Regions from separate parts of the Homo sapiens genome. Here region 2 is linked to region 1. A link is an interaction called in ENCODE POLR2A ChIA-PET data of the cell type or tissue named here. Cell type or tissue: MCF 10A. All regions are shown on one strand.

Region 1 (4,000 bases):
TGCATGGCTGTAATCTCAGCTACTCAGGAGGCTGAAGCACGAGAATTGCTTGAACCTGGGAGTTGGAGTTTGCAGTGAGCCGAGATTGCGCCGCTGCACTCCAGCCTGGGTGAAAAAGCGAGACTCCATCCCAAAAAAAAAAAGAAAAAAGATACAGAAGACAGAATCCCACATACAAGGAGCACACGAACTTATTGGGGAAGTAGACATAAAAGAAATGATCATAGTGCAGTCTGAGAATTACTGTTTTTTAAAACTATGTACAAGTTTTACAGAGAGAGGATATATTAGGCTGTTCTTTTTTTTTTTTTTTTTCTTTTCTTTTTGGAAACAAGAGTCTTGCTCTGTTGCCCAGCCTGGAGTGCAGTGGCGCAATCTCGCTCACTACAACCTCCACCTCCCGGGTTCAAGCAATTCTTATGCCTCAGCCTCCCGAGTAGCTGGGATTACAGGCACACACCACCACGCCCGGCTAGTTTTTATATTTTTAGTAAAGATGAGGTTTCACCATGTTTGGTCAGGCCGGTCTCCTGACTTCAAATGATCTGCCCACCTTGGCCTCTCAAAGTGCTAAGATTATAGGCATGAACCACCACTCTGAGCCAGGCTATTTTTGCATTGCTATAAAGGAGTACGAGAGACTGGATAATTTATAAAGAAAAAGAGGTTTAATTGCCTCATGGTTCTGCAGGTTTTACAGAAAGCATGATGCCAGCTACTCAGCTTCTAGGGAGGCTTCAGGACACTTACAATCATGGTAGAAGGTGAAGGGGGAGCAGGCACGTCCTATGTCGAAAGGATCAAGAGAAAGGGAATGGGGAGGTGCTACACACTTTTAAGTCACCAGATCTCACGAGAACTCACTCACTATCTCAAAGACAGTACCAATGGGATAGTGCTAAACCATTCAGGAGAAATCCACCTCCAAGATCTAATAATCACCTCCCACCAGGCCCCACCTCCAACACTGCGGATTACACTTCAACATGAAATTTGTGCAGAATGTCTAAACCATCTCAGGGGGTAACTTCACTCTGTCCAAAAGGCTCAGGGAAGGCTTCAGAGCAGAAGTAATGCTTTGAGGTGAGTCTCGAAGAGCAAACAGGAATTTGCCAGGCAGAGAAAGACCATGCTGTGAGTCAGTCCCGCTTTTCTCCATTAAGTAAACAATTTACTGTTAAAGTTTTCCCCAGAGTAGTAACCACTTACTAAGACAGAGCTGTGAGCTGTTTCTGCTTCTTCTGCAACTCTAATTGTCCCTTGTTTGTAAGTTGAGTACTTTATGAAGCCGCTGCCTTTCTCCATACTGCAAACCCTACAGCACAGCCCCCAAAGGTTGCATAAAACTCAGCGAGCTTACAAGATAATGTTAGGCCATTGGACCCACTCTCTGTTAACAGCCCAGACTTTAAACTTTGCTGACTTGGGCACACGTGGAGGGGCCCTGGGCACTAAGATAGATAAGAAGCCCTTCTGGGATGGGTGCTGAGCTCAGTGTTTAGGGCCTTCACTTCCCCTCTCCTCCTCCATTCCCAGCCCCACACCGCTGTCTTGGTGGATGTCTCAGGCACGGATAAATCAACTTCCATCTCTCCATGACTTTAATTAATGACTCTTTTGTGCTAAGGGTTTTGGCTTCCTCCTTTTTCAGACCACAACATGACAGAACCCATTTTAACTTTAACCTTGCTACATATTTCAGGTGACTCACTGCAGTCTCACTAAATGTGTTACACAGCACTCACACTAAAGATGAAAAATTCCATTAGCTCATCCTGGTTCTTCTGCTTACTTACCTAATCATCTGTTTATGATTTAAAAAAATAGGGTTACTGTGAAGAGAGTGCTTGTGTGTGAGACAGAGAGGGAGGGTTGTTTTTCAAATGTATAGAATATACCAATGTAGTTTTTGGTTGGGTATTTTTTTAAATCATGACTTTATTAAATTTACTTAATTAATATTCATTTTTATCCTTTTTTTATGTTTTTAAAGTTTTTATTATTTATTAATTTATTTGAGATAAGGTCTTGCTCTGTCACCCAGGCTGGAGTGCAGTGGTGCAATCACGGCTCATACAGCCTTGACCTTCCAGACTCAAATGATTGTCCCACCTCACCTTCCCGAGTAGCTGGGCCCACAGGCACAAGCCACCATGCCTAGCTAATGTTTCTTTTTTTTGAGAGACAGAGTCTCGCTCTGTTGCCCAGGCTGGAGTGGAGTGGCACATTCTTGGCTCACTGCAGCCTCCACCTCCAAGGTTCAAACGATTCTCCTGCCTCAGTTTCCCAAGTAGCTGGGACTACAGATGTGTGCCACCATGCCCAGCTAATTTTTGTATTTTTAGGAGAGACAGGGTTTCACTATATGTTGGCCAGGCTGGTCTCAAACTCCTGACCTCAGGTGATCCACCCACTTTGGCCTCCCAAAGTGGTAGGATTGCAGATGTAAGCCACCACACCTGACCTGGGTTTTTTTTTTTTTTTTTTTTTTGAGATGTAGTTTCGCTCTTGTTGCCCAGGCTGGAGTGCAGTAGCACAATCTCTGCTCACTGCAACAACAACCTCCCAGGTTCAAGCGATTCTCCTGCCTCAGCCTCCCAGGTAGCTGGGACTATAGGTGCCTGCCACCATGCTGGGCTGATTTTTGTATTTTTTGTAGAGACAGGATTTCATCATTTTGCCCAGACTGGTCTTGAACTCCTGAGCTCAAGCAATCCGCCTGCCTCAGCCTCCCAAAGTGACGGGATTGCAGGCATAAGCTATAAGCCACCATGCCTGGCCTGTTTCTGTTTTTATTTATTTATTTATTTATTTATCTATGTATTTATTTATTTTTGAGATAGAGTCCCACTCTGTTGCCCAGGCTGGAGTGCAGTGGTGTGATCTCGGCTCACTGCAACCTCTGCCTCCTAGGTTCAAGCAATTCTCCTGCCTCAGCCTCCCGAGTAGCTGGGATTACAGGTGCCCACTATCACGCCAGCTAATTTTTTTTTTTTTTTGAGATGGAGTCTCGCTCTGTCACCCAGGCTGGAGTACAGTGGCGCGATCTCAGCTCACTGCAAGCTCTGCTTCCTGGGTTCACGCCATTCTCCTGCCTCAGCCTCTCCAGTAGCTGGACTACAGGCACCTGCCACCACGCCCGGCTAATTTTTTTTTTATTTTTAGTAGAGATGGGGTTTCACCATGTTAGCCAGGATGGTCTCGAACTCCTGACCTCAGGTGATCCACCCGCCTTGACCTCCCAAAGTGCTGGGATTACAGGCGTGAGCCACCGTGGCCAGCCTTTTTTTTTTTTAAGACTTTATTTTTTTAGAGTAGTTTTAGGTTCACAGCAAAACTGAATGGAAGTTACAAAGATTTCCCACATACCCCTGTCCCCACACAGGCACAGCCTCCTTCATTATCAACATTCTGCCCAGAGTGGCCCACTTGGTACAACTGATGAACCTGCATTGGCACATCATGATCACCCAAAGTCTGTAGTTTACAATAGGGGTCACTCTTAGGTTTGGACACATGTATAATAATATGTACAATGTAGACTAAGTTAGTTTTTTAAAAAATAGAAAAAGATGTACAAAGAAAGAATTTTTAAATAGACAAAATTTTTAAAAATCCAGCCTTAAGAGTTTATGACACCACTCTTACTTCAGACACCCACAAGTCACCCACAGACTTTACTCAATGTCCTTCCAGTGCTAGAGGCTCCAGAGAATTGAAGTCCCTGAGCAGATAGAATCACAAGAGAAAACCCCCCGGGTTTAGTTGCCAAGAAGCTGCTTTCAAGGGCCTTTTTTTTCTTTTCCAAGTCAATTTCCTGCCACAGCCAAAATTTCTCTTGTTTTTTTTTTTTTTTTTTTTTTTTGAGGCAGAGTTTCGCTCTTGTCGCCCAGACTGGAGTGCGATGGCGTGATCTTGGCTGGCTCACTGCAACCTCTGCCTCCCAGGTTCAAGCGATTCTCATACCTCAGCCCCCACAAGTAGCTGGGATTACAGGCAT
Region 2 (4,000 bases), 97 kb before region 1:
CTTCTATACTAGTTTGTTCATGTAAATCATTTTTTTGAGACAGGGTGTCACTCTGTCTCCCAGGGTGGACTCCAGTTGCACAATCACTGCTAACTGCAGCCTCTTCTTCCTGGGCTCAAGCGATCCTGTCACCTCAGCCTCCCCAGTAGCTGCGACCACAGGTGTGCACCACTATGCCTGGCTAATTTTATTTTATTTTTATTTTTTATTTTTATATTTTTTTGAGATGGAGTCTCGCTCTGTTGCCCAGGCTGGAGTGCTGTGACGTGATCTCAGCTCACTGCAACCTCCACCTCCTTGGTTCAAGCGATTCTCCTGCCTCAGCCTCCTGAGTAGCTGGGATTACAGGCACACGCCACCACACCCAGCTAATTTTTATATTTTTAGTAGAGACGGAGTTTCACCAAGTTGGCCAGGATGGTCTCGATCTCCTGACCTCGTGATCCACCCGCCTTGGCCTCCCAAAGTGCTGGGATTACAGTCGTGAGCCACCACACCCAGCCTTTGTTTTTATTTTTTCCAGAGATGGGGCCGAGCATGATCCTCCCCGACCTTGGCCTCCCAGAGTGCTGAGATTATAGGCATGAGCCACCACCTCCAGCCTTGTAACTATTACTGTTATATGAACATCACTGGAAGAAGAGTCTCATCAGAAGCTACCAATGGAAATTTTATTTGCCACTCTTTTGCCACTGTGTCAAGTTCTTACATTAACAATAATTTTCTTCACCATCTTAGTAGCCTTTTCTTCTTTGGCTTCCTTTTATTTCTCCAATTGTATCTAAGAATGTACCCTTTGTCCTCCCTAATAAGCTGGAACATTGTTTTCTAGCGGGAATACTAGCTTAATTTTTGTAGCATTATTATCCCACAATATCTACAGTACAACTCCTTCACATGTTAACTCTAACAGTTTATTAAGTCTTTACATAAAGGTTGGCAGATAGGTTTCGAACTGCTGTTGTACCAACTCCAAATGACTGGAATGGCTGCCACTGGAATGTAAGCTCCGTGAGGGTAGGGATCTTAGTTTTGGTTACTAAAGTTGTTCCAAGCACATAGAACAATGACACATAGACATTTATTAAATATTTTTGATTGTAGGAACATGCAGCAGTCAGCTGGCATGTTCTGCCTATCATGGGCATGAGAGAAAGAAGTAACAAGTAGTTCTTCACTAAAAGCTCATGCAGTAACCACAAATGTTTTTTACTCAAGACTCTTTGAAGTGGCAGACTTGTGCTAAACTAGTATCATTAACGCTCAGGATGAATTTCAAATAAGCATTCTACTTGAGTCTGATGGAGAAACTAAGGTTTGATGCAGTTTAATAGCTTGTAAATGTTAAAGAGCAGTATTTAGCCTAAGCATATTCACCCACTTACAATATAGGAGTTCTGTTTTTTTATATCATATTCCATAAATATATGTCCAGCAATCATACCTTCTTTTTTTTTTGTTTTTTGTTTTTGTTTGTTTGTTTTGAGACAGAGTCTCGTTCTTTAGCCCAGGCTGGAGGGCAGTGGCATGATCTCTGCCTCCTGGGTTCAAGTGATCCTCTCACCTCAGCCTCCCAAGTAGCTGAGATTACAGGTGTATGCCACCATGCCCAGCTAATTTTTGTATTTGTATTTGTGTTTTTTATTTTTAAATTAAAATTTTTTTTGAAATGGAGTCTCGCTCTGTTGCCCAGGCTGGAATGCAGTGGCGCGATCTCAGCTCACTGCTACCTCCACCTCCCAGGTGGATTCTCCTGCCTCAGCCTCCTGAGTTGCTCATTACGGGCATGCACCACCTTGCCTGGCTACTTTTTGTATTTTTAGTAAAGATGGGATTTCACCATGTTGGTCAGGCTGGCCTCAAACTCCTGACCTCAAGTGATCCACCCACCTTGGCCTCCCAGAGTGCTGGGATTACAGGCGTGAGCCACCATGCCCAGCCTCACAACCATACTTCTTAAAAACTCTGGCACACATTAGTTCCTCTTATATTACATTGATATAAGCAAGTCATATGGATTTATCTGAGTGTAAGGAGAGCTGGAAAAAATAGTTTCTAGCAGGTCAGCCACCTCCCAGTGAGGGCTGCATACCATAGAAGGGGAGAATGAATTTTGGGAGAACAGGTAATTATCTCTGTCACAGAAGGGGATGAAAAGTATGGTAGTTACACAAGTTAGACATCTGTATGGAAAATACCACTTGGTTCTACAAATGTGGTTAGAATATTTGAAAGGTATGGGCATCGATGGTATCTTAATTCGGGTTACAGTATTGGTATAAAGCAAACTGGTTAGTCCAACGGACTAACACATTTAAGAAATGTGTTTCTTAAAGCAGAGCATCTGACTAATTTAATTTTATATTTGAGGTGGTAAGCTATAAAGATATTTGCTATTTTGAACTTAATTAGGATCAGTAGGAAAAAAAGCTAGTGATATGTAAATTCTAGAAAGAACCTTTGACGATAGGAGTCATGTCATCTCGGGTTTATATTAAAAGTAGCAGGAAAGACAGTTCTGGATTTTAAGATGTGTGCACTAGACTTTAGGAAACATTGGAAAACCAGTAAGAGTGAGGCTTAAAATTCTAATGGACAGTGTACCCCCTGAAGGAGTGAAAAGTCTTAAAATGCCCCAGACTTCTTATATGAAAGGTTAGGAAGCGCACTGGTGGAGGGAGGGGGTCAGAGTAGAAAAGTATTATATGTCCATCTACATACCACTTCTAGTGATTGAGAACAGATACTAATTAGCCATATCAAAGAATTCCATGGTGGTAGTAGCAGGTAGAAATTAGGGTGGAGCTAAAGCGGCTCCCCTATGCATCTTCTCACCATTTCCCCTTTTCCCCCACCCTACCCCATCAGTCACTCCAACTTGGGTCTTAGTTTTTGTATTGTTTTTGTTTTAATGCATGCACTGTAAGTCAGAAGGAGAAACTCATAACAAATGTCAAGTAGAAAAGAGGGTTGTGAAGCTCTTAGGATGTTGTCAGAAGATGAATAGGATTTTTACAATGACCGATGTTTCAGAAAAGGAAAAACAATATTGATGATTCTTAGAGATAAATTTATAGCTAGAGTAAGAAGTCATGAATCTGTAGTTCAGGAAACTTGAAATAATAGGTGACACAGAACACATAGTTTATCTCCTTTTTATCTTCTCATTTCTGAAACAAGAAGTTGCTCTGTAAATTAGAAAAACTAGAACAAACAAAAAGAAAATAGACAATACACTTATCTGGCTGGGGAGATACCATGATCATGAAGGTGGTTCTCAGAGTGAGGCTCATCCATTGCACTTTGGTTGTGCTGACCCCTGTGATTTCCCCAAATGCAGAATTTGTAGTAGTGAGGGACTGTGTTCGTGCTTTCCCCTGTCATTTTTTGTCCTAAGAGATCATAGTGTGAAGTTTATATTATTAAAAACAAATAAATAATAAGAAAATAGAGGCATGTAGCTTTACATGAGTTCATGTCTCTAGGTCTAGAAGAATTATATCTCAAGGTTCTGAAAGGTATTTCTGATACTTCCAGGGCCCTACCAGTAAGAGAGAAATCATGGAGACAGGTAGATATCTTAGAAGAATGATTAGATGATGTCTTAAAAGGTGAACGTTAATAAATGCAGACACTGAAAGTTGCCTTTGATTCCTGACAAAATTTTTAAAGTTTGTTAAAAAGATGTTTATCATTTTTAAGCAATTTGAAGATTATAAAGAAGTAATTTTTAACAGTTGTTTAGAAGTGCTTTATTGAACTACCTTGTCTCGAGTTTGAGTAAATGCTGCATATAGGTCATTGTCAGTGGTACTTTCTTGTGTTAGTGAGTGGTCAGACCTGATAAGCTTAGTTTTCTTCTAACAGTAAGGTTCAGTGATTGCTTTTCTACCTGTGTTTTTTTTTGGTTTTGTTTTTCCTCTTTCCATAATAAAGTGTTCTAATGGCATGATAGGTGTTGCTTTTTCTTTTGGTGATAAACAGAGCCAGGGATGTTAGC

The links. Peaks named below come from ENCODE experiments on the same cell type or tissue, not always from the same donor. Only the 100,000 strongest peaks of a DNase experiment are listed, where the experiment ranks them.
Region 2: POLR2A ChIA-PET joins it to region 1 with 5 read pairs; 7 of 35 experiments call an interaction of 5 or more read pairs at or near these places.

Annotation. Positions count from the first base shown.
Region 1 is chr18:700,756-704,755 of GRCh38, reverse strand. The region is part of intron 2 of ENOSF1 (enolase superfamily member 1); the gene reads left to right. Among named protein-coding and RNA genes, the nearest start is that of ENOSF1, 9.9 kb to the left of the region's middle. In MCF 10A, no CTCF peak of the experiment used is centred here; a DNase peak (open chromatin) is centred at 1,695.
Region 2 is chr18:797,369-801,368 of GRCh38, reverse strand. The region is part of intron 1 of YES1 (YES proto-oncogene 1, Src family tyrosine kinase); the gene reads left to right. It also overlaps the pseudogene RNU1-109P. Among named protein-coding and RNA genes, the nearest start is that of YES1, 13 kb to the left of the region's middle. In MCF 10A, no CTCF peak of the experiment used is centred here; no DNase peak of the experiment used is centred here.